Linked DNA regions of Homo sapiens: regions 2 and 3 are each linked to region 1. A link is an interaction called in ENCODE POLR2A ChIA-PET data of the cell type or tissue named here. Cell type or tissue: GM12878. All regions are shown on one strand. Region 1 overlaps SEC14L6 (SEC14 like lipid binding 6). Region 2 overlaps SEC14L2 (SEC14 like lipid binding 2). Region 3 has its middle 9.5 kb from the start of NIPSNAP1.

The links. ChIA-PET counts read pairs that join two places held together with the same protein. Peaks named below come from ENCODE experiments on the same cell type or tissue, not always from the same donor. Only the 100,000 strongest peaks of a DNase experiment are listed, where the experiment ranks them.
Region 2: POLR2A ChIA-PET joins it to region 1 with 5 read pairs; 1 of 35 experiments calls an interaction of 5 or more read pairs at or near these places.
Region 3: POLR2A ChIA-PET joins it to region 1 with 5 read pairs; 1 of 35 experiments calls an interaction of 5 or more read pairs at or near these places.

Annotation. Positions count from the first base shown.
Region 1 is chr22:30,531,087-30,539,086 of GRCh38, forward strand. SEC14L6 (SEC14 like lipid binding 6) reads right to left here. Exons shown (of 12, transcript NM_001193336.4): 2 at 7,741-7,816; 3 at 2,910-2,953; 4 at 1,711-1,770; 5 at 1,439-1,627; 6 at 817-912. Among named protein-coding and RNA genes, the nearest start is that of SEC14L6, 12 kb to the right of the region's middle. In GM12878, no CTCF peak of the experiment used is centred here; DNase peaks (open chromatin) are centred at 4,295 and 5,503; H3K27me3 peaks cover 173 bases.
Region 2 is chr22:30,415,101-30,423,100 of GRCh38, forward strand. SEC14L2 (SEC14 like lipid binding 2) reads left to right here. Exons shown (of 12, transcript NM_012429.5): 9 at 659-765; 10 at 848-987; 11 at 1,134-1,303; 12 at 7,177-8,000. The coding sequence ends at 7,307. It also overlaps the pseudogene RNU6-564P. Among named protein-coding and RNA genes, the nearest start is that of MTFP1, 6.7 kb to the right of the region's middle. RefSeq lists a silencer at 5,460-5,754 and an enhancer at 6,753-7,332. In GM12878, no CTCF peak of the experiment used is centred here; no DNase peak of the experiment used is centred here; H3K4me3 peaks cover 1,749 bases; H3K27ac peaks cover 1,705 bases.
Region 3 is chr22:29,586,585-29,594,584 of GRCh38, forward strand. No RefSeq gene overlaps it. Among named protein-coding and RNA genes, the nearest start is that of NIPSNAP1, 9.5 kb to the left of the region's middle. RefSeq lists a silencer at 3,491-3,540. In GM12878, a CTCF peak has its summit at 3,512 (motif pointing right); a DNase peak (open chromatin) is centred at 3,577.

The DNA.
Region 1 (8,000 bases):
GTATGAAAATATCCCTGCCAACAAAAGTAAGGAACTGTAGGCCAGGTGCGGCGGTTCACACCTATAATCCCAGCACTTTGGGAGGGTAAGGCAGGCAGATCACCTGAGGTCAGGAGTTCAGGACCAACCTGGCCAACATGGTGAAACCCCCTCTCTACTAAAAATACAAAAATTAGCCGGGCGTGGTGGCAGGCGCCTTAATCCCAGCTACTCCGAAGGCTGAGGCAGGAGAGTTGCTTGAACCTGGCAGGTGGAGTTTGCAGTGAGCCGAGATCACACCACTTGACTCCAACCTGGGTGACAGAGCAAGACTCTGTCTCAAAAAAAAGAAAAGAAAAGAAAAGAAAAAAAAAACGGGCCAGGCACAGTGGCTCACGCCTGTAATCCCAGCACTTTGGGAGGCCAAGGCGGGCAGATCACCTGAGGTTGGGAGTTCGAGACCAGCCTGATCAACATGGAGAAACCCCATCTCTACTAAAAATACAAAATTAGCCAGGCATGGTGGCGCATGTCTGCAATCGCAGCTACTCGGGAGGCTGAGGCAGAAGAATTGCTTGAACCCGGGAGGTGAAGGTTGTAGTGAGCCGAGATCACGCCATTGCACTCTAGTCTGGGCAACAAGAGCGAAACTCCATTTCAAAAAAAAAGTAAGAGCTGCAAACATGGCCTGTGCAGCTCTTGTGGGCAGTACCTGTGGGCGGGTACTCACCTGGCAGTGAGGAGAGAGGATTCCCGCCCCTGCCCCACACCAGCAAGTGGAGGGTAAAGACCCAGGCATTTGACCACCCACCCATGCCCCTGGCGGGGTCACCTCACCTCCTGGAGAAGCTCTATTCCTGGCTTCCACAGATCCCTCAGGCCCAGCCCTTCGAGACCAAAAATAGCTATGATTTTCTCCACCCTCTTCCCCAGCTGCAAGGGAATGACAGGGGGTGAGACCCTGTGAGGGCCACTGCCCCCACCCATCCAAGATGGGGCTGGGCCTAAGCCCAGGGCACTGGCCTGGCTTGTCTCAGCTCTGCATGGCACAGAGATGGGGGAGGGAAGGGGCCATCCCACAGGATGCCAGGACCGGAGTGACCCAAGGACCGACCTCTTTGTGTCTGTCCATGGGAGGCCAAATCGCTGTGTTGCAGTTCCCTCTTCGGTCCAGTGGGGCTGAAATCCCTGTCCCTCTCGTCCAATGAGGCTGCAGAGGGCAGTGTGGCCCAGTGGATTGAGTGGGCTTTGGGGCCAATTGGGGGAGAAATGATTCCCAGTTCAGCCACATACTGTGTGGCCTTGGGTGGGTCCTTGGCCTCTCTGAACCTGCATTCACTCCACAGTACCAGGAGGAGCCGAGGAGCCCAGGAGCCCAGGAAGGCAGATTCTGGGTGTGAGGCTCAGGGGGTGAGGGTGCTGTGTCCGGCTGCAGCTGCCCAGGGTGGCACCCACACACCTTCTGACTCTGCAGCTCACACTCCCGCAGGAGCAGCTCGCAGCTCCGGAAGCTGTCCCTGAGCAACTCCTGTTTGGAGGCTGAGAGCAAGAGGCCTTTGGGGTCCAGGCTTCCCACAATGTGGTACCAGACAGGGCTGCCCTCACCGTCGTGGCCGCATATGCCGTTAGCGTTGTACAGCCTGACCACCTGGATGCATACACAGGAGACGGGGGTTCAGTGCCGAGGGCTGAGGGCCCAGGGATCAGGGTATGGGTTTGAGAGATGCTCACCTCTGGGGGCTGCCAGGCAAGGATGTTGGCCAGGTCTTGTTGCTTCCGGAACTCCATATGCTGCAGAGACACGGCAGGAGGTGGTGAAGATTCTGCCTGTCCCAAAGACCTCTGTGGATACCTGGGGACACCAGGCCAGGTCCCTCTGCCTGCAACCACTAAGGGCCTGCCAGAGCATCCCCAGGCTCCACTGACATAGAACTGGGGGATGGAAACAGGATGGGGATGGAAGGGGACATGCATCTGAGAGGCCAGGAGAGACCTAGAAAGGGACAGGGGAGGCCTGCACTCTGCAGCTGTCTCCCCCTGCATCCTTCCAGATGTTTCCCATGCCCCCTCCCGCATGGCTGCCCTGGGAGTCAGACTCTACTTCCTGACTTCCAGTTGCCCTTAAGCAAAAACCTATACCCCCCTACAAGGCCTGCAGAGCCTGGCTGATGTGTTGGGGCCACCCTGTAACCTCATCACTTCCCCTTCTCTCTCCAACACGATCTCCGTGTGCTCCTAGAATATACCAGCTCAGGCCAGGCACAATGTCTCACGCCTGTAATCCCAGCATTTTGGGAGGCCAAGGTGGGTGGATCACCCGAGGTCAGGAGTTCAAGACCAGCCTGGCCAACATGGTGAAACCCTGTCTCTACTAAAAATACAAAAATTAGCTGGGTGTGGTAGTGCATGCCTGTAATCCCAGCTACTTGGGAGGCTGAGGCAGGAGAATTGCTTAAACCTGGGAGGCGGAGGTTGCAGTGAGCTAAGATCACGTCATTATACTCCAGCCTGGGTGACAGAGCAAGACTGTCTCAAAAAAAAAAAAAAAGAATACACCAGCTCATTCCCACCTCAGGGCCTTTGCATGAGCTGTGCTCTTCACCCTGATCTTCACATGCTTGCTTCCTTTTGGGCATTCATGTCCCTGCTGAAATGTCCCTGACCTCTCTTCCCTCCTTCCCTGTTTTGCTGTCTTCATTGTACTTTCCATTCTCAGGAATTGTCTTCTTTGTTCCTCTGGTTTCTTTTTCTCTCTTCCCATCACGGCAGTCTCCCCAGCGCCTAGCACCAGGCCAGGTTTACCTTCCAGTCTCAATGAATGGGTGTTCCATGAATGAATGAATGGATGGATGAATGAATGAATAAATTTGTGCCTCAGACTTGGGATAGGAAACAGGACCAGGCTAGGCAGGGGGAGGTGTCAACCTCACCTTCCTCAGCATGTCCTCTGATTTCTGCAGGTCAAAGCTCCGAGCTGCAACAAGAGACAGGGTTATGGTTGTGGAATTCTAGAGGCTCACTCCAGGCTTCTGGAGAGACAACGGCCCTGCCCCACCCTCCAGGCCAGCTTTGTCTCCTGTTACCCAGAGGGCCTTGTTCTTGACCTGGGGAGCCACAATGGCTGAGATATCCGGAGACCCAGGAACACTGGACACAGGCTCCTTGATTCCCTGGGCATGCCCCTTGGTGGGCCTTGGGGCCCTTTTCCTGTTGTTCCAGAAAAGTCATTGAGACAGCAGACCCTCAGAATCTGTCAGAATCATAAGGCTGAGAATTGTTTAAATCAGCAGATCACAAACATTTTGGCCTCAGGAGCCCTTAATACTCTTTAATTTTTACTTAAAAAAAATTTTTTTTTTTTTTTGAGAAGGAGTCTCCCTCTGTCACCCAGGCTGGAGTGCAGTGGCATGATCTTGGCTCACTGCAACCTCTGCCTCCCGGGTTCAAGTGATTCTCCTGCCTCAGTCTCCTGAGTAGCTGAGATTACAGGCACCCACCACCACGCCTGGCTAATTTTTGTATTTTAGTAGAGATGGGGTTTCACCATGTTGGTCAGGCTGGTCTCGAACTCCTTACCTCAAATGATCCGCCTGCCTCACCCCCCAGAATGCTGGGATTAAAGGTGTGAGCCACTGTGCCCAGCCCCCTTAATACTCTTTAAAAAAATCACCAAACTCATCTGGGAACTATGGCTCATGCCTATAATCCCAGCATTTTTGGAGGCCAAGGTGGGCAGATCACCTGAGGTCAGGAGTTCGAGACCAGCCTGGACAACATAGTGAAATCTCGTCTGTACTAAAAGTACAAAAATTAGCTGGGCATGGTGGTGGGCACCTGTAATCCCAGCTACTTGGGAGGCTGAGGCAGGAGAATCACTTGAACCCAGGAGGTGGAGGTTGCAGTGACATTGCTTGAGCCTAGGGGTTCGAGACCAGCCTAGGCAACATAGTGAGACTCTGTCCCTATAAAAAGAAAAAAAAAAGAAAAGAAAAATTATATATAAGTTTGCCTAATGGCCATGGTGAGATTATGGGTGATTTATAGAAATATCATTTTGTTTTTCTTTTTCTATACCTTCCAGATTTTCCATGATAAATGGGCTCTGATTTCATAATCAGAAAAACACCCAGTGGATGTTATAAACAAATGGGAGTGAGGTCCTAGCGGCCCCAGCAGGCTGTCAAAGCAGTCCTCTGCCCTGAGCCCAGCCTTAGCTGGGCTGTCACCCAGCTTTCTAAGAGTCAGCCTGGTCCATTGGCTCACTGGCTTTGCAGCAGCACTTCTGCTGAGAGCCTCTGGCTGGTGAGAACCAAGTGGTTTCACTTGGTCCCCAGGGCCTTGGGGAGTAGTTCTCACATTGATTTCATCTGGGCATCATAACAACCATGAAAGCTGCCAGTGGCGGGGAGAGAGTCTTGTTCCCTATAAACAGATGAGGAAACTGAGGGCCCAACAGAAGGGGGCCATAGGCCCCAGGTCTCATGCTGCTAGTAAGAGGCAGAGCGGGGACTAGACGCCTGTCTTTGGAACTCCAATCGGGACTCTTTTTTGATTTGGTGGCAGTTTAAAGACATTCTAGTTAGAAGAAATGGTACTGAGCAAAGATGAGCTAGGAAACCCTGTTGGCTACTATGTCATAGCTTTTGTTTGTTTATTTGTTTTTGAGACAAGGTTTTGCTCTGTCACCCAGGCTGGAGTGCAGTGGCACAACCATAGCTTACTGCAACCTCAACTTCCCAGGCTCAAGTGATCCTCCTACCTCAGCCTCCCCAGTAGCTGGGAACACAGGCAGGCAACACCACGCCTGGCTAAGTTTTTTGTGTTTTTTTTTTTTTTTTTTTTTTGTAGAGATGGGGTTTTGCCATGTTGTCCAGGCTAGTCTCAAACTCCTGGGCTCAAGTCATTCTCCCACAGCCTCCTGAGTGGCTGGAACCACAGGTGTGCCACCAGGTCTGGCTAAGTTTTAAAATTTTTTTTGTAGAGATGAGGTCTCCCTATGTTGCCCAGGCTGGTCTCAAATTCCTGGACTCAATCAATCCTCCTTCCTCGGCCTCCAAAAGTGTTGGGATTACAGGTGTGAGACCCCTAGCCCAGCCTTGTCATAAGTTACATAAAGTACACACCAGGCTCAGAGGCAAGTTGCCATCACAGGTTTTACAAAGGCTATTCATCACAGATTAAGTATTCTGGGCTCAACATTCAGGGATGTGAATTCCTGTGTACTCTGCAATAGTAGGAGCAGGTGTGATGATCAACATGGTTTCATAGTGGTTTTCTTACTGCAGCTGAAACCGACTCCAGCCCTACCGCCCACCCCCTACGAACCCCCCAGGGAAGGAGTCTTAAGTGTAGGAGTTGCAGCCACATTTTCAGGGCCACTGAGAATCCTGTCTGTGCATTCAGATTCCTGGGATTCTGACATTTATCTCAAGAGCAAACCTCTTCCCTAACCTGGTCCCCAAACTCTTTTTATGAGAAGATGTTAAGCAATTGGCCTCTAATGTCAGACTGACCTGACTTTGTCACCTGCTAGCATAGCGACCTTGGTCAAGTGGTTTAACCTTTGTAAGCCACAGCTTCCTCCAATGCAAAAACAAAGCTAACAATAATACCTACCTAATTGGGTTGAACAAGGAGGAGGAGGAGGGAAAGAGAAGAAAGAAAATAATAGATAAATGGCCGGGCACAGTGGCTCACACCTGTAATCCCAGCACTTTGGGAGGCTGAGGCAGGTGGATCACTTGAGGTCAGGAGTTCGAGACCAGCCTCGCTAACATGGTGAAACCCCATCTCTACTAAAAAACAAAAATTAGCTAGTTGTGGTGGCGGGCACCTGTAAACCCAGCTACTCAGGAGGCTGAGGCAGGAGAATCACTTGAGCCCAGGAGGCGGAGGTTACAGTGAGCCAAGATTCTGCCACTGCACTCCAGCCTGGGTGACAGTGAGACTCTGACTCAAAAAAAAAAAAAAAAAAAAGGAAATAATACATAAAAACTGCTGTACCCAGTGCCTGGTACAGAATAAGTGCTCAAAATATGAAAGTATTTCCACTCCTTGTACTAGCCACCTCCAAGATGACCATCAGTGATCCTCACCTAGTATTCACTCCCTGCTCTGCTAAACAAAAATCATAGGAGGCCATTGCTTTGTACTAAACTCCAGCACTAGGTCCCAACAGACAAGACCAAAAATCAAGATGGAGTCACCCATGCTCGCTAAACTGAAACTGAGTTGTTATCTGACTTGAGAAATCAAGAGAGATAGCCTAGCCAGGCACGGTGGCTCATGCCTGTAATCCCAGCACTTTGGGAAGCTGAGGGAGGTGGATTACTGGAGTCCAGGAGTTCTAGACCAGCCTGAGCAACATGGCGAAACCCTGTCTCTGCAAAAAATATACACAAAAATTAGCCAGGCGTGGTGCCGAGCTCCTATAGTCCCAGCTACTAGGGAGGCTGACGTGGGAGTATCGCTTGAGCCCAGGAGGTCAAGGCTACAGTGAGCTGATGTCAGCCTGGGCTTCAGAGTGAGACCTTGTTTGAGAGAGAGCGAGCGAGCAAGCCTAATTTCCCTAACAGGCCAATTACAATCTTCAGCTGGTATGTTAATGAAGTTCTCTCTGTTTTTAGCCTTACAGCAAAGAGTAACCTGAAGTCACCTGATGTTAACCAATCAGTTATCTTTCTATTGTTCTGTATCCCTGTCCTTGCCTTACCAGAAAAGTACTGTAGCTTTGAAATGATAGATCTGCCTTTTGTTCTGTTTCTGCTTTCTTCAGCCCCTTTTCTGTCTATAAAGCCAAACTCCTCTGCTTGACTCATCGGAGCACTTATTCTATCTCATAACATGAAATGTTGCCTGATTCTAGAATTCCAATAGAGATAATTGAAATCTTTAAACCAAATGTGTCATTATTCTGTCTTTGACAGTTCCCTCCCACACTGAGCAGGGCTGAGCTGTGTACCTGATAGATTGCTGTAGAAATGATGGAATTTGGCCAGACGAGATGGCTCATGCCTGTAATCCCAGCACTTTGGGAGGCCAAGACAGGTGGATCATCTGAGGTCGGGAGTTTGAGACCAGCCTGGCTAACATGAGGAAACCCTGTCTGCTAAAAATACAAAAATTAGCTGGGCATGGTGGCACATGAATCCTAACTACTCGGGAGGCTGAGGCACAAGAATTGCTTGAATCTGAGAGGCGGAGGTTGCAGTGAGCCGAGATCACGCCACTGCACTCCAGCCTGGGCAACAGAGTGGGACTCCGTCTCAACAAAAAAAAAAAAAAAAGAAAGAAAGAAAAGAAAAAAGAAATGATGGAATGTGACTCAGAAAGCTTCACTGTAAGATACCACCACTTCCTCCCTGCTCACTGGGATCACTTATGGCGGGAAGCCAACTGCCATGTTGTGAGGATGCTTGAGCAGGCCCTGTGAGGAAGAACTGAAGCCTCCTGCCAACAGCGAGCACAGACTTGCCAACTATGTTTGACACCTTGGAAGCAGATCCTCCTGTCCCAATCAAACCTTCAGATGACTGCATCCCCGATGGGTATCTTGACTGCAACCTCATGAGAGACCCTGAGTCAGAAACACCCCACTAAGCCTTTCCATAATTCCTGGCCACAGAAATCACGAGAGATAATAAATGTTTGCAGTTGTTTTAAATGGCTATGTTTTGGAGTAATTTGATACACTCAATAGATACCAAATACACTCCTCTTTCATGCCATTGACCCTACCCCAGCCCCACGCTCTATCCTTACCTTGGAGCCAGCGCAGGAGGAAGTAGTCATCAGGATTGGGCAGCGCAGATAGCACATCTTGGATGTTCTCCCGGAACTGAGGACAGACAGGGAGAGACCTGGGTCAGAGGCCAACCACCCTCGGTCCTGCAGGTCTCAACTGTCCTTGAGGAAGGGGATGTCTGAGTGAAGAGGTCCCACTCGGGCTGGGAGGATCAGGGTCCGGGTCAAGCCATAACAGTTTGTTTCCTCCGTCTTGAAAATGGGATGATATAAAGAAC
Region 2 (8,000 bases), 120 kb before region 1:
ACATACTCTTAACGTGTATAAGGCACTTTATGGTTTAAAAAGCCCTCTCGGCCGGGCGCAGTGGCTCATGCCTGTAATCCCAGCACTTTGGGAGGCCGAGGTGGGTGGATCATCTGAGGTCAGGAGTTCGAGACCAGCCTGGCCAACATGGTGAAACCCTATCTCTACTAAAAATACAAAAAATTAGCTGGGTGTGGTGTCGGGCGCCTGTTGTCCTAGCTTCTCAGGAGGCTGAGGCGGAAGAATCACTTGAACCCGGGAGGCGGAGGTTGCAGTGATCCAAGATTGCGCCACTGTACTCTAGCCTAGGCAACAGGGTGAGACTCTGTCTCAAACAGAAAAGCCTTCTCAAGTACTTAGTTCATTTCACTCCCACCATAACCAGGCAGGGCAAGAATGTCACTTAGCTGTTCAGACACGAGGGCAGGAACCAGGGTCTCGATTTCTGGCCTGGGGCAGAGCCATCCTCTGGCTCCTGCTGAACCCCCTGCAGTACTATGCATGCACTGTGTGCTCCTAATGCAGGAATTTGAGGCGGGGTGTTGTGGGGTGCAATGGATGGGTTTTTTCTGCCTCTTTAGTGTAGACCACTAGGGTTATGGCGAAATCTTACCTAGTGTTGAGATACATCTTTATCCTTCCTTCCCTCTCCTGCCAGCAAATTGGAAGGAGGTTTTACTGAAACATATCAGCCCTGACCAGGTGCCTGTGGAGTATGGGGGCACCATGACTGACCCTGATGGAAACCCCAAGTGCAAATCCAAGGTATGAGCCGCCAGAGGCTAGAGGTGAACAGGGATGCCTGGCTCAAATGCACATTCCAGTTCACTCCATGCCATGCTTCTAGATCAACTACGGGGGTGACATCCCCAGGAAGTATTATGTGCGAGACCAGGTGAAACAGCAGTATGAACACAGCGTGCAGATTTCCCGTGGCTCCTCCCACCAAGTGGAGTATGAGATCCTCTTCCCTGGCTGTGTCCTCAGGTAGGGGCCTGGGCCCTTCCAGGAGACCCGAGCTTTCATCTATAGGTCCTGATAGGTGGGCTGGAATAGGAGAAGCCCTGGTGCCAGGACCCCGGAGAGGGCACACACAGACAGAATTATGTCTCAATTGGTGATATCCCCTGCAGGTGGCAGTTTATGTCAGATGGAGCGGATGTTGGTTTTGGGATTTTCCTGAAGACCAAGATGGGAGAGAGGCAGCGGGCAGGGGAGATGACAGAGGTGCTGCCCAACCAGAGGTACAACTCCCACCTGGTCCCTGAAGATGGGACCCTCACCTGCAGTGATCCTGGCATCTGTAAGTATCTCTGCCTTGGCAATGCCTTGAAGCCCCATGTCCAGCTTTCTGCCTGTGAGGTTCCTCTTCCTCCATGGATTTTTGGCTCTGAGTGTTAGAACTAGAAGTGGAATGCCATCAGTTCAATCCTCTCCTTGTATAGATGAAGAAATCTAGCCTTGGAGACTTGTTTATGGTGACCCAACTGGTTAACAGCAGGGTGGGACTTTGATCTCATACTCCTAGGTATGGGTGAGTCACAGTCCTAGGCGATCACAGGGGTTCAACACGTCTGCTTTCTGGTCCAGGTCTAACTGGGTCTGTGACTGGACAGATATTTCTTGGGGATGCTCCTTCCCAGAGGTCACAGAGACAGAACTGGCTGGGTGGGCATGGGATCACAAGGTAAGCAGATGCTCAAAAGTGCAGCCTTCACCCCTGAGTTTCACTCATCTCCCAGCTGACCAAAGAATGGACACAGACTATGAGCAGGCAGTTTACACAAGAATATAAGAATGGGAAACAGACATTTGAAAAGGTGCTTAATCTCTCTTAACTTTGTAATACCATTAAAATTCCCCTTGACTCAGCAATTCTACTTGTGAAAATTTATCCTACAGAAATACACAAATACTCAAAGATACAGGAACAAGGATATTCCCGGTAGCCTGGGAAACTGGCAGTAAACCATATGACCATGATAAGGTCTGTTAAGTAAATTACAGTCCATCCATACAATGTTAAAGAGAATAAACTGACATGTAAACTGTCTGGGACATGTTAAACAAATAAGCATGAAACACAGCATGTATGGTATGTACTTACTTTGGTTAAGGAAGTGTGTACACAGAAAAGAACTCTGGGGAAATTTATGCTAACTCTAACAGTGGTTATCTCTGGGATGATAGGATGTTTATGGAGGGCTTTCATTTTTACAGTATTTCTGCAAATATATTTTATGATGACTACGTATTAATATTACATTTATAAGCAGAAAAACCATACCTACACTCCCTTCAACACCCACAATCAAATCTCCAGTTTCTTTTTGTCAGAGCCAATGGAAAATCAATCAGAGCAAAGGCTTTATCATCAGAGCTGAGCTGGACTTGACTAAAGGCTAGCTCCATGGCCTTTGGCAAGTGACAAAACCTAAGCTTCGGTTTCCGGACTGCTACACTGGGGTATCTCACAGGGATACCTGATGATTTGATGTGATAGGTTCTGTGAGGCACTTAGCATAATGCCTGGCATAGAGCAAGCACTCAATGCACTGCAGTCACCACTATTATTGTTAGGACAAGGCCTGTGGGAGAAGGGCCATCCTGCAGACAATGCCGGGAGATGGGAGAAGCCCTGTGCCCCATTTCTACGGTAGTACCAGCACTACCAGGAGATCTGAACTAGCCTCACAGATGTCTTGGCCTCTCTGCTTGTCTACATGGTCACCCAACCTGAGATTTTGCCTCCTTCCTCACATCCCAGGCACCCTTCATCTCCACTGCCCCCTCCTCACAGATGCTCTGTGGTACCATATAGCTCCTGGGGGAGGCGGAATATTCTTATTAGTGAGCAGCCGGGTCCTGGGGGAGAAGGTGTATACTGTGTGCTTCAGCAAGAACAAGGCTTAGCACCAGCCCAGACAATGTCACCCACAGAGGAGAAAGCACTTAATACATATAAGCTTGAATTTTTTTGTCTGTTTCTTTGTTTTTAGTAGAGACGAGGTATCGCTGTGTTGCCCAGGCTGGTCTCGAACTCCTGGGTTCAAGCGACCCTCCTGCCTTGGCCTCCCAAAGTGCTGAGATTACCAGCATGAGCCACCATGCCCAGCCTTGAATTATTTTTTTAATGGATGGGGAAGCTGGGGCATAGAGAAGGGATGTTCTCCCATAAAGTAGCTTATGTAGACATCAAGACAGAAGACATCAGAGAATCCTAGAGTCCTGATCCAGAACCTCTTGGCCATTGACTGTCCTGGATGTGTCAGAGAGTGTGGAATCCCAGACCAGGGAAGTAATTGACCCAAGGTCACAGAGCCTGTAGGAGAGCCCCAAACCATTTTCCAGCATCTGCCCATTACCCCTCTATCTTCTCTTTAGTATCTGAAGGACATTGCCCAAGAAGGGAACATGAACCTTTTAACATAATCAGGCTTGGGCTTGCAAACCCCCAAATTTATTTTAGTTCCTTCTGGATACATTCCCAACCAGAACCTTTACCTGCCTGCAGGGTCTTGTCTGGGATCTGCTCCTTGCCCATTCCCAAGAGGAGCAGAGGCAGGCCACAGGATCCATTCCCCCTTCCCAGGTACAAAGACAATGAAGTTGGAATCAGCTGTTACCTGGTGCCACAGCTAAGGTTAGATGTGAGCCCAGAGAGAACCCAGTATTAGCTTGCAAGCTCATCTGCGGGAGGGCAATGCCCTTGGAGAACCAGGAGACCCCTGGAAAGCAGAACAGTCATCCAGTGGAGAAATTAAAACTGTGCCAGCCTCCAATGGCAAGAGCACATTAACCTTCCCCAGGCTTCTCTGGTCCTTATCCCAGTGCACTAAATTACCAAGGAGGAAAACCAAAGTTTGAATTGATTTCGCTTTTGTTTTCTCACCTAATATTTACCAAGGGCCTACTGAGTACAGAATACTCAACTAGGAATGAAAAGATTCCCAAAGAAAGATCTGGACTTTGTCCACTAGAAGTGCACAATGTGGTCAGAAGACTGGAAACACTATAGAAAGGGTGAGCAGTGCTGTGGTGAAAAGAGCCCAGCCAGGCACCAGGAGGCCTGGTTTCTGAGTCCAGCTTTGCCAATGACTCTCCCAGTGTTTTCAGCAAGTGTCTCTATTAGGTTTGGTTTTCCTTCTCCTTAAAATGACAGAAGTGATGGCCGGGCGTGGTGGCTCATGCCTGTAATGCCAGCATTTTGGGAGGTCAAGGTGGGTGGATCACTCGAGGCCAACAGTTCGAGACCAGCCTGGCCAACATGGCAAAACCCCGTCTCTACTAAAAAATACAAAAATAAGCTGAGTGTGGTGGCGCATGCTGGTAATCCCAGCTACTTGGCATGAGAATTGCTTGAACCCAGGAGGCGGAGGTTGCAGTAAGCCAAGATTGCACCACTGCACTCCAACCTGGGTGACAGAGAGAGACTCTGTCTCAAAACAACAACAACAACAAAAAGAGAGGAGTAGACCAGAGCAGATCTTAATGTGGGGTCCCCCGGAGCAGTGGTTCTAAATCGTAAAGACCAAACACTTCCTCTTTACAGCAAATAGTGTCTAAAATGTCCCCTTTACTATTCTGAAGTGAAATTCAAAATACAGAAATTCTGAATATTATATCCCAATAATATAACCCATCCTACCTACACATGTAATTTAAAAATCAATATAATCTCCTATGGTAATAGAAAAGAGATATAAAAGGGAACTAATTTAGAATATATATTTTTTCAATACATGAATGAGAGGGTAAGGTTGTACCTTTCCCATTGGGAACCATGGCCCCAGAGGTTCTACAGTGGGCTCCAGGAAATCTAAAATTATGTGCCTTTTTTTCTTTTCTTTTCTTTTCTTTTTTTTTTTTTGAGACAGAGTTTTGCTCTTGTTGCCCAGGATGGAATGTAATGGCTCGATCTCGACTCACTGCAACCTTCGCCTCCCAGGTTCAAGTGATTCTCCTGCCTCAGCCTCCCAAGTAGCTGGGATTACAGGCATGGGCCACCACGCCTGGCTAATTTTGTATTTTTAGTAGAGATGGGGTTTCTCCGTGTTCGTTAGGCTGGTCTTGAACTCCCGGCCTCAGGTGATCCACCCGCCTCAGCCTCCCAAAGTGCTGGGATTACAGGCGTGAGCCACCACGCCCAGCCAAATTGTGTGCTTTCATCAGATTCTCAAGGGGGTCAGTTACCCAACTAAAGTTAAGGAGCCTTATCCTGGAGGGTGTCTGGGGGCTCTGTGAGTCTATGATTAGTGTCAAAATGAACCATGCAGACTCTGGAGCTGCAATGACTCCACTTCCCTCTGGCCTGTGGTTCTCTGATCAACCCCTTTCTTGTTTCTGAGGCCAAGTATCTTGCTAGGCAGGGCCATTATCGACCTAGTACTTGGTGCAATGAATGCAAAGGACCTCTCCTCCAGCATGGCTGATTCTGGTTGCTAAGACTCTATCATCCAGGGCAGAGATGAAGCTTCACTCTTGCCAGAGGGACTATTGGCTCTGAAAGACCTCTAGTACAGGGGAAAAATAGATGACTAACACCTTCACCATGAGGAAAGAGTGGGTGGTGTGTCTACCCTTTGTCTAAACTATGCATTTTGTCCAGGGTCAGGAAAAGGTTAAGTCTTAGGATTAAATACAGGATATTTTTTTTCTTGCTGAGAACAGTGAGAGAAGACCGGGATAGGGATGGGGCAGAACTAGTGTTTTTGTTTTCACATTCAGTTCTCCTGAAGCGGTGTTTGGCTGAAATGGAACAACTTCTCAAAGAAACAGGGTTAGATTAAAAGCAGCCTGTTCCTCTGCCAAAGTGTGGAAGCTTTCTCTGCCAAGTGCATGCCCATTTTCTCTTTCCAGAGGAAACCACTGCTAATGTCTATTATCCTATCAAATATCTTCCATCTAGAAGCATTACATGTTTCCATAATAAACAGGGCATACAGTGCTCGCTTTGTCAGCACATACACTAAAATTGAAACAATACAGAGATTAGCATGGCCCCTGCGCGAGGATGACAATCAGGTTATCTTAAATAAATAAATAGAAAACAGGACATACACAAACACACACACACACACACACACACACACATATTCACAGGAATTGTCTGTCATTCACTGTATGTTTGAAGGAATTTTGAAACTGTCAAACTCATCGCAGGATTTCAGGAAACTTTCCCATTAGGACAAGCACCAGAGTGGTATCATCAGAGAATCTGGGAGTCTAAGCAGACAAAGAAGTAAAGCCAAAAGTATTTTTACCTATGTAGTTACAAAAAAGTTACAAACTGTTTACATACTGTTCTGCAACTTGTTTTGGCCTCAGGACACATTGTGGACAGTTTCCTGTCACTTCTGTGGAGCTAACCTCTTTTTTAAAAAATATATCAGTATTCTATCACATGGATTACAACATAAAATTGTTGAAGCAATTCTCCTTTGATGAACATTTGAGTTTTCCCAATCTCTTATTATTACAAATAGGGATGCAACGAGCATCTCTGTCCATTTACCTTTTTGCAGGATAAATTCCTGGTTCACAAAGTTTGCACATTTTACCTTTTGTCAGAAATTGAAGAGGGCCAGGTTTTCCAGGGTCCAAGTCAGGCAGAACAAATGCAGCAATGTGGAACAGACGGAAACTCCAGCTCTGTCATTTCCTCACTGTGTGTCACCAGAGTCACACCACCTCCTTTTTATCAGCTATAAAACAGGACTACTGCTGAACTCGTAGAGTTGGGGGAAAGAGTGAGATAACATATAGATTACCAACCCAGTGCTGCGACACACAGCTATTATTGTTATTACAACTGCTACTGCTGCTGCTAATTCTCCTCCCTCCTTTCAAAGTCCAGTTCAAGCTCTAACTCCTTTAAAAAGCGTTTCACATGATTTCAGTCTACCAGGCCCTCTTCTTCCAAGCTGGTACAGACGAGATGGTCTCTGTCACTCATCTGGCACTTGGCATGTTCTGCCTATTTTTTTCTCTCCATGAATGTCTTGTCAACCCCGCTAGATTAAGTTTCAGAAGGTCAAGGATCATTACCTAGGCTACCTTCATCCCCATGACCTGCCACACTGCCTTGCTCAGTCACTAAACATCAACAAAAATCACTGTCCCCAAGCCCTTTGCCAGAACTGCCTGAATGTCTGTCTGGTTTCTGCCTTCCCTCAGATGTCCTGCGGTTTGACAACACCTACAGCTTCATTCATGCCAAGAAGGTCAATTTCACTGTGGAGGTCCTGCTTCCAGACAAAGCCTCAGAAGAGAAGATGAAACAGCTGGGGGCAGGCACCCCGAAATAACACCTTCTCCTATAGCAGGCCTGGCCCCCTCAGTGTCTCCCTGTCAATTTCTACCCCTTGTAGCAGTCATTTTCGCACAACCCTGAAGCCCAAAGAAACTGGGCTGGAGGACAGACCTCAGGAGCTTTCATTTCAGTTAGGCAGAGGAAGAGCGACTGCAGTGGGTCTCCGTGTCTATCAAATACCTAAGGAGTCCCCAGGAGCTGGCTGGCCATCGTGATAGGATCTGTCTGTCCTGTAAACTGTGCCAACTTCACCTGTCCAGGGACAGCGAAGCTGGGGGTGGCGGGGGGCATGTACCACAGGGTGGCAGCAGGGAAAAAAATTAGAAAAGGGTGAAAGATTGGGACTTAACACTTCAGGGAAGTCAGCTGCCGGGGAGAAACTTGCTCCTAAATGAACACATAAGTTTAGATCGCAATGAGGAGTAGCAGGGTAGCTGGTTGCTAGAGTTACGGTGGGGATCAGAAACTCTTCCAAACATTTTAGCACTGAGGCTGGGGTAGCTTTTGGCTTTTCCCAGGTCTCAGGAGGTGGCCTGAGTCAGCACACATCTTCCCACTCGGTAGACAGGCTGGCCTCTCCCTCACTTTGAGACTTTGGCAACTCCTGGGCCACACGGCCTGCCTCTTTGATTACTAATGATTGTCAGTGACTCAGAGCTTCCTGGGACTTCGGGTACCCACCCGCTGT
Region 3 (8,000 bases), 940 kb before region 1:
GTCTCTACTAAAAATTTTTAAAAATGAACTGGGTATGGTAATGTGTGCCTGTAGTCCCAGCTATTCAGGAGGCTGAGGTGGGAGCACTGCTTGAGCCCAGGAGTTGGAGGCTGCAGTGAGCTATGGTCATGCCACTGCACTCCAGCCTGAACAACAGAACAAGACGTTCACTCTAAAAGAAAAGGGGTATGCCGGGCACGGTGGCTCACGCCTGTAATTCCAGCACTTTGGGAGGCCAAGGTGGGCAGATCACCTGAGGTCAGGAGTTCGAGACTAGCCTGACCAATGTGGAGAAACCCCGTCTCTACTAAAACTACAAAATTAGCTGGGCATGGTGGCACGTGCCTGTAATCCCAGCTACTCGAGAAGCTGAGGCAGGAGAATCGCTTGAACCTGGGAGGCGGAGGTTGTGGTGAGCCCAGAGTGCGCTATTGCACTCCGGCCTGGGCAACAAGAGCAAAACTCCATCTCAAAAAAAAAAAAAAAAGAAAAAGAAAAAAAAAGAGTGAGGGTGGAACTGGGCTCTCTTTGTGGCACTCAGTGACATACAATGCTGGTTAACTGGGCACCTGATGTGAACTGTCCTTACCCACAGACCATTCATTCTGTGTAGCAAACCAGTTGCTGTATTCTGGTCAGCAAACCAGTTAGGATAAAATTCCATCAATAGGCCGGGTGGGATAGCTCATGCCTGTAATCCCACTTTGGGAGGCCGAGGTGGGCAGATAGCTTTGAGCTCAGGAGTTCGAGACCAACCTGGGCAACATGACAAAACCCCATCTCTACAAAAAATGCAAACATTAACTGGGTGTGGTGGTGCACACCTGTAGTCCCAGCAATTCAGGAGGCTGAGGTGGGAGGATGGCTTGAATCCAGGAGGCGGAGGTTGCAGTAAGCCAATATCATATCACTGCACTCCAGCCTGGGTGACAGAGTCAGACCCTGTCTCCAAAAAAAAAAAAAAAAAAAAAATTCCACCAGTAAAAATGTGGCTGAGCACAGTAGCTCACACCTATAATCCCAGCACTTTGGGAAGCTGAGGCAGGAGGATCACTTGAGGCCAGAGTTTAAGACCAGCCTGGGTAACATAGGAAGACCCCATCTCTATAAAAATAATTTTAAAATATTAGCTGGTGGTGTGTGCCTGTAGTCCCAGCTACTCGGGAGGCTGAGGCCAGAGTATTGCCTAAGCCCAAGAAGTCAAGGCTTCAGTGAGCCATGATCATGCCATGCCACTCCAGCCTGGGCAACAGAGGGAGATCTTGTCTTTAAAAAAAAAAAAAAGAAAAAAAGAAAAATTCCACAAATAGAGATTTAGACAATTTCCAATTACTATGGAATAAATTACCCCAAATCTTAGCAGCTTGAAACAATCAGCATTTATGATCTCACACAGTTCCTGAGGGTCAGGAATTCTGGAGTGGGTGGTTAGCTGGGGCGGTTCCTTCTCTGGGGGTCTCACAAGGCTGTAATCAAGATATTGGCTTGGGTTAGTAGTCATCTGAAGACTTGACCAAGGCTGGAGAATCCCCTTCCACGGTGAGTCATTCACATGCCTGGCAAGTTAGCGCTGGTAGTTGGCAGGAGACCTCAGTTCCTTGCTACATGGGCTTCTCCAGAGGGCTGCTTGAGTGTCTTCACCACATGGCGGCTGGCTTCCCCCAGAGCAAGTGATCCAGTAAGGTGAAACCTTCAAGGACTTTTGTGATCTGACCTTGGAAGTCACACTGTCGTTTTTGTACATCCCATTGGTTGGACATGGAGCCCTCCTCTGCAGGAGTCAGGGTCTTGTTCTGTTGCCCAGGCTGGAGTGCAGTGGCACAATCATAGCTCACTGAAGTCTCCAACTCCTGGGCTCAAGCAGTCCCCCTGACTCAGCCTCCTGAGTCACTAGGACTGCAGGCATGCGCCATCCATGCTCAGAATATAAATATCAATACGTGAGCAGGGCTGCATGTCTAACCAATAGGTGTAAATATCAACATGCGAGAGTCACGTGGGACATCCTGGAGGCTGGCTAGCACAATTAGCTTTTGTACTAGGCCCAACTTAATTATTAGGGTTGGACTCAGTTCTTCAAGCTGTCTTCTACAAGGCCTCCCCAGAGTCCCCACTGTCCTCTGTCCTAGGATCTCTCTCTCTCTGAAGTTCCTTTCTGCCCACCACTATGTCTGTGACATCTTTTTCTCCTGAACATGTCTCCCACCCACCCCTCCTCTCCCTGCAGAGAGCCGACCCCTCCTCTCCTGCCCTCTTCCCTTCCCAAAGCTGCCCTCATGGAATCCACCTTCATAACTCTTTGCCGAAGTCCGTTATCCAATCTGCAAAACGAAATGAGAGGAGCCAGGGACAAAGACAGTTGGGCAGAGCCAGGCAGAGAAGAACAGGCAGGTTCATAAGTGTAAAATATTGACAAACCTGCCATCATCCATTCCCTCAGACAAATAGATCATCACCAAATGGGCTGCAGACGAGCAAAGAGACAAATTACCCAGCTGTGGCAGTGTCACCTGCTCCTTATTAATGGGCTTTTATGCTCAGACCCAACTGCTGTCTGAGAACTGTACCCTTCAGTTCTTATGGGACCCCAAACAGGAGGGAAAGGGACAAGAAAGCTTTTATGTCTCACCTGGGGCAAGAGCCACAGAGCTAAGTCCCAGCCTTTCTGGACTATGCATCATATACAGATATGAATCATGTGCCTTTGACAGAGTGCCACATAAAAACATTAACAGGCCAGGCGAGGTGGCTCACGCCTGTAATCCCAGCACTTTGGGAGGCTAAGGCAGGTGGATCACTTGAGGTCAGCAGTTCAAGACCAGCCTGACTAACATGGTGAAACTCCATCTCTACTAAAAATACAAAAATTAGCCAGGTGTGGTGGTGTGCGCCCGTAATCCCAGCTACTCAGGAGGCTGAGGCAGGAGAATCGCTTGAACCCAGGAGGCAGAGGTTGCAGTGAGCCGAGATGGAGGCAGAGGTTGCAGTGAGCCGAGATCATGCCACTGTACTCCAGCCTGGGCAACAGAGCGAGACTCTGACTCAAAAAAAAAATGAACAAAGGCCGGGCGCGGTGGCTCACGCCTGTAATCCCAGCACTTTGGGAGGCCGAGGCGGGTGGATCATGAGGTCAGGAGATCGAGACCATCCTGGCTAACAAAGTGAAACCCCATCTCGACTAAAAATACAAAAAATTAGCCGGGCGCGGTGGCGGGCGCCTGTAGTCCCAGCTACTCGGGAGGCTGAGGCAGGAGAATGGCGTGAACCCGGGAAGCGGAGCTTGCAGTGAGCCGAGATTGCGCCACTGCAGTCCGCAGTCTGGCCTGGGCGACAGAGCGAGACTCCGTCTCAAAAAAAAAAAAAAAAAAAGAACAAAAAGTTCCACTCCGCGTATAGATTATAAATAATACAAATGCTAGGGGAAAAAATTAACCTGTTAAGTATAGAACAATTTCAAAGCTGGTGGAGTGGATTATAAACTGTGTTTATGCTATTGCCACAAGGTGGCGCCACTTTAGCAAGGAAGCAAATGCCCACATCCTGTCATTACTGAGCAAATCACACGGTTGTTGACGTGCTTGGGACACTAGCAATTGTTTTTTTGTGCTATTATTTGGCCAGACACTGTTATTATAAACCACTTTAAAAGGCTATAACAAGACTAGGCGCGGTGGCTCATGCCTGTAATCCCAGCACTTTGGGAGGCCAAGAGAGGCGGATCACAAGGTCAGGAGTTCGAGACCAGCCTGGCCAACATGGTGAAACCTGGTCTCTACTAAAAATACAAAAATTAGCTGGGTGTGGTGGCACATGCCTGTAATCCTAGCTACTCAGGAGGCTGAGGCAGGAGAATTGCTTGAATCCAGGAGATGGAGGTTGCAATGAGCTGAGATTGTGCCACTGCACTCCAGCCTGGGTGACAGAGCAAGACTCTATCTCAGAAAAAACAAAAACAAACAAATAAGAAAAAGGATACAACAACATCATTCAAGCATTCCTGAAGGAGAGGGGCTAGTGCTGAAAAGCATGTCCTCAAATCAACACCTTTGGAGTGGATATTGGACATGATGAGACACCATGAAGAAGACCAAACCACCTCCATGACAGGTGGTGCTGTTAATTTAGGAGACTGCCCGCAGGTACAGATAATGCTGCAAAGATACAAAGCAGGATCAAAAGCAAAAATGTGGTCAGATGGTTGTGCAGATTTATGAGTTATGTGAGTGCATTTCATCTCCTACTCGTATTCTTGGAACACAAAGTTTTGAATCATGTTAAGTTTACAGCATGGCATCCTTCTTGTAAAATATGACATTTAAATGAGGGAGGCTGGCCAGGAGTGGTGGCTCACGCCTATGATCCCAACACTTTGGGAGGCTGAGGTGGGTGGATCACCTGAGGTTAGGAGTTTGAGACCAGCCTGGACAACGTGGTGAAACCCGGTCTCTACTAAAAATACAAATATTACCCAGACTTGGTGGCCCATGCCTGTAATCCCAGCTACTTGGGAGGCTGAGGCAGAAGCAGCACTTGAACCTGGGAGGTGGAGGTTGCAGCGAGCCGAGATGGTGCCACTGCACTCCAGCCTGGGTGACAGAGCTAGACTCTGTCTCAAAAAACAAACAAACAAATAAATATGACATTCCTGGTCCTCCCCAGCATAAATATGGCCACTTGAGTCCACTCCTGCAAGCAGGGAGCTATGGGTTGAATTGTGTTTCCTCAAAAAGAGATGTTGAAGTCCTAACCCCTAGTACCTCGGAATGTGACCTTATTTGGAAATAGGGTCTTGAAAGAAGTAATAAAATTAAAATTAGGTCATTAGGGTGAGCCCTAATCCAGTATGACTAATGTCCTTGTGAACAGGGGACATTTAGACTGGGTGCAATGGCTCACACCTGTAATCTTAGCTCTGTAGGAGGCCGAGGTGGGCAGATCATTTGAACCCAAGAGTTCAAGACCAGCCTGGGCAACATGGCAAAACTCTTATCTCTACAAAAATGCAAAAATTGCCGGGCGTGGTGGCTCATGCCTATAATCCCAGCACTTTGGGAGGCCAAGGCAGAAGGATCACCTGAGGCTGGGAGTTCGAGACCAGCCTGACCAACGTGGAAAAACCCCGTCTCTACTAAAAATACAAAATTAGCCAGGCATGGTGGTGCATGCCTGTAATCCCAGCTACTTGGGAGGCTGAGGCAGGAGAATCGCTTGAACCCAGAAGGCGGGTTGCAGTGACCTGAGATCGTGCCACTGCACTTCAGCCTGAGCAACAAGAGCGAAACTCCGTCTCAAGAAAAAAAAAAAAAGAGCATTCAGTAACAATTCAATAAATTTGTGCTTTTAGGATGGATTTACTATTTGAAATTCCATTTCTTTTTTTTTTTTTTTTTTTTTGAGATGGAGTCTCACTCTGTTGCCCAGGCTGGAGTGCGATGGCGCGGTCTCGGCTCACTGCAACCTCTGCCTCGTGGGTTCAAACGATTCCCCTGCCTCAGCCTCCTAAGTAGCTGGGATTACAGGCATGTGCCACCATGCCTGGCCTCCATTTCTTTTTTAAAATTATTTTTATTTCTTTTGGGTGGGCAGGGTAGCTCATGCCTGTAATCCCAGCACTTTGGGAGGTGGAGGCAGGCAGATCACTTGAGGTCAGGAGTTTGAGACCATCCTGGCCAACATGGTGAAATCCAGTGTCTACTAAAAATACAAAATTAGCCAGGCGTGGTGGTGCACGCTTGTAGTCCCAGCTACTTGGGAGGCTGAGGCAGGAGAATCACTTCAAACCAGGAGGCAGAGGTTGCAGCAAGCCGAGATCATGCCACTGCACTCCAGCCTGGGTGACAAAATGAGACTCCATCTCAAAAAAATAAAATAATTATTATTTTTTTTCGAGACAAGATCTCACTCCCATTGCCCAGGCTGAAGTGTAGTGGTGCAATCTCAGCTCACTGCAGCCTGGACTTCTTGGGCTCAAGCGATCCTCCCATGTCAGCCTTCAGAGTAGCTGGGACTGCAGGCTCGCACCACCATGTCCAGCTAATTTTGTTGTTGTTGTTGTTGTTGTTTTTGTGCCAGAGTCTCGCTCTGTCGCCCAGGCTGGAGTGCAGTGGCGCGATCTCGGCTCACTGCAGGCTCTGCCCCCCGGGGTTTACGCCATTCTCCTGCCTCAGCCTCCCGAGTAGCTGGGACTACAGGCGTCTGCCACCTCGCCCGGCTAATTTTTTGTATTTTTAGTAGAGACGGGGTTTCACTGTGTTAGCCAGGATGGTCTTGATCTCCTGACCTCGTGATCCACCCGCCTGGGCCTCCCAAAGTGCTGGGATTACAGGCGTGAGCCACCGCGCCCGGCTGTTGTTGTTGTTGAGATGGAGTTTTGCTCTTATTGCCCAGGCTGGAGTGCAATAGCGCAACCTCAGCTCACTGCAACCTCAGCCTCCCAGGTACAAGTGATTCAATCTCCCAAGTAGCTCAGATTACAGGCATGAGCCACCACACCTGGCTAATTTTTTTGTATTTAGTAAAGACGGGGTTTCACCATGTTGGTCAGGCTGGTCTTGAACTCCTGACCTCAGGTAATCCACCTGGCTCAGCCTCCCAAAGTGCTGGGATTACAGGTGTGTGCCACTGCGTCTGGCCTAATTTTTTATATTTTTAGTAGAGACGGGGTTTTGCCATATTGCCCAGGCTCGTCTCAAACTGCTGGGCTCAAGTAATCCTCCCTCCTTGGCCTCCCAAAGTGCTGGGATTACAGGGGAGCCACTGTGCCTTGCCCCCATTTCTTATTCTCTCCTTTTTAAGTGATGATGGAACGAAGGCCAGGAAATGGTAAAAAATCTTTTTGAGGTAACACAGCACCTTGGACATAGGAGGTGCTTGATAATTTTTTTTTTTTTTTTTTTAGACGGAGTTTCACTCGTTGCCCAGGCTGGAGTGCAATGGTGTGATCTCGGCTCACTGCAACCTCTGACTCCCAGGTTCAAGAGATTTTCCTGCCTCAGCCTCCCTAGTAGCTGGGATTACAGGCACATGCCACCACGCCCGGCTAATTTTGTGTTTTTAATAGAGACGGGGTTTCTCCATGTTGGTCAGGCTGGTCTTGAACTCCCGACCTGAGGTGATCCACCCCAGTCTCCCAAAATGCTGGGATTACAGGCATGAGCCACCGCGCCCGGCCGATAAATATTAATTATGGTTTACGAGGGGTTTTAAACTTGTCATAGCATTTATTATTACAGTATTACCATTTTTACAAACGGGGTAACTGAAACTCAGAGAAGTTAAATTGCCCAAGGTCACAGAGAAATAGAAATTCTACCTCAGGCCTGTCTGCCTCCACCATCAACTGACATCCTAGAGAAATTCAAATCTCTGCAATCTGGCCTGAAGAGAACAGAGGACACGAGGAGTACTACTTATTTCCAAAAGTGTTCTAGGTCCAGATAGGAGTTATTACCTGCAGCCTGCTTTCATTCAGCTTCAGTACCCCAGTGTGGTGCCTTGGCTGAGCCTCTGACCATGCAAGGTCATCTGGGTCAGGTGATGTTTAATGAGTCGGGTTACCTCACTGAGCCTCAGACTGCAAGATAGGCAAGAACCTCTTAGTTTGCTTATTGCTATCTCAGCTGGTGCAGCTTACAAAAATGCATCTAGAACATCAGTCCAATTCTAAGCAAATGTAAGACAAACCAACGAGACAGACCTTTGAGAAATATATTCTATCGATACTTTTTTTTTTTTTTTTGAGATGGAATTTCGCTCTGTCACCCAGGTTGGAGTGCAGTTGCACGATGTTGACTCACTGCAACCTCCTCCTCCTGGGTTCAAGAGATTCTCCTGCCTCAGCGTCCCGAGTAGCTGGAATTACAGGCGTCCACCACCACACCCAGCTAATTTTTTGTATTGTCAGTACAGACAGGGTTTCACCACATTGGCCAGGCTGGTGTCAAACTCCTGACCTCAGGTGATCCACCTGCCTCAGCCCCCCAGAGTGCTGGGATTACAGG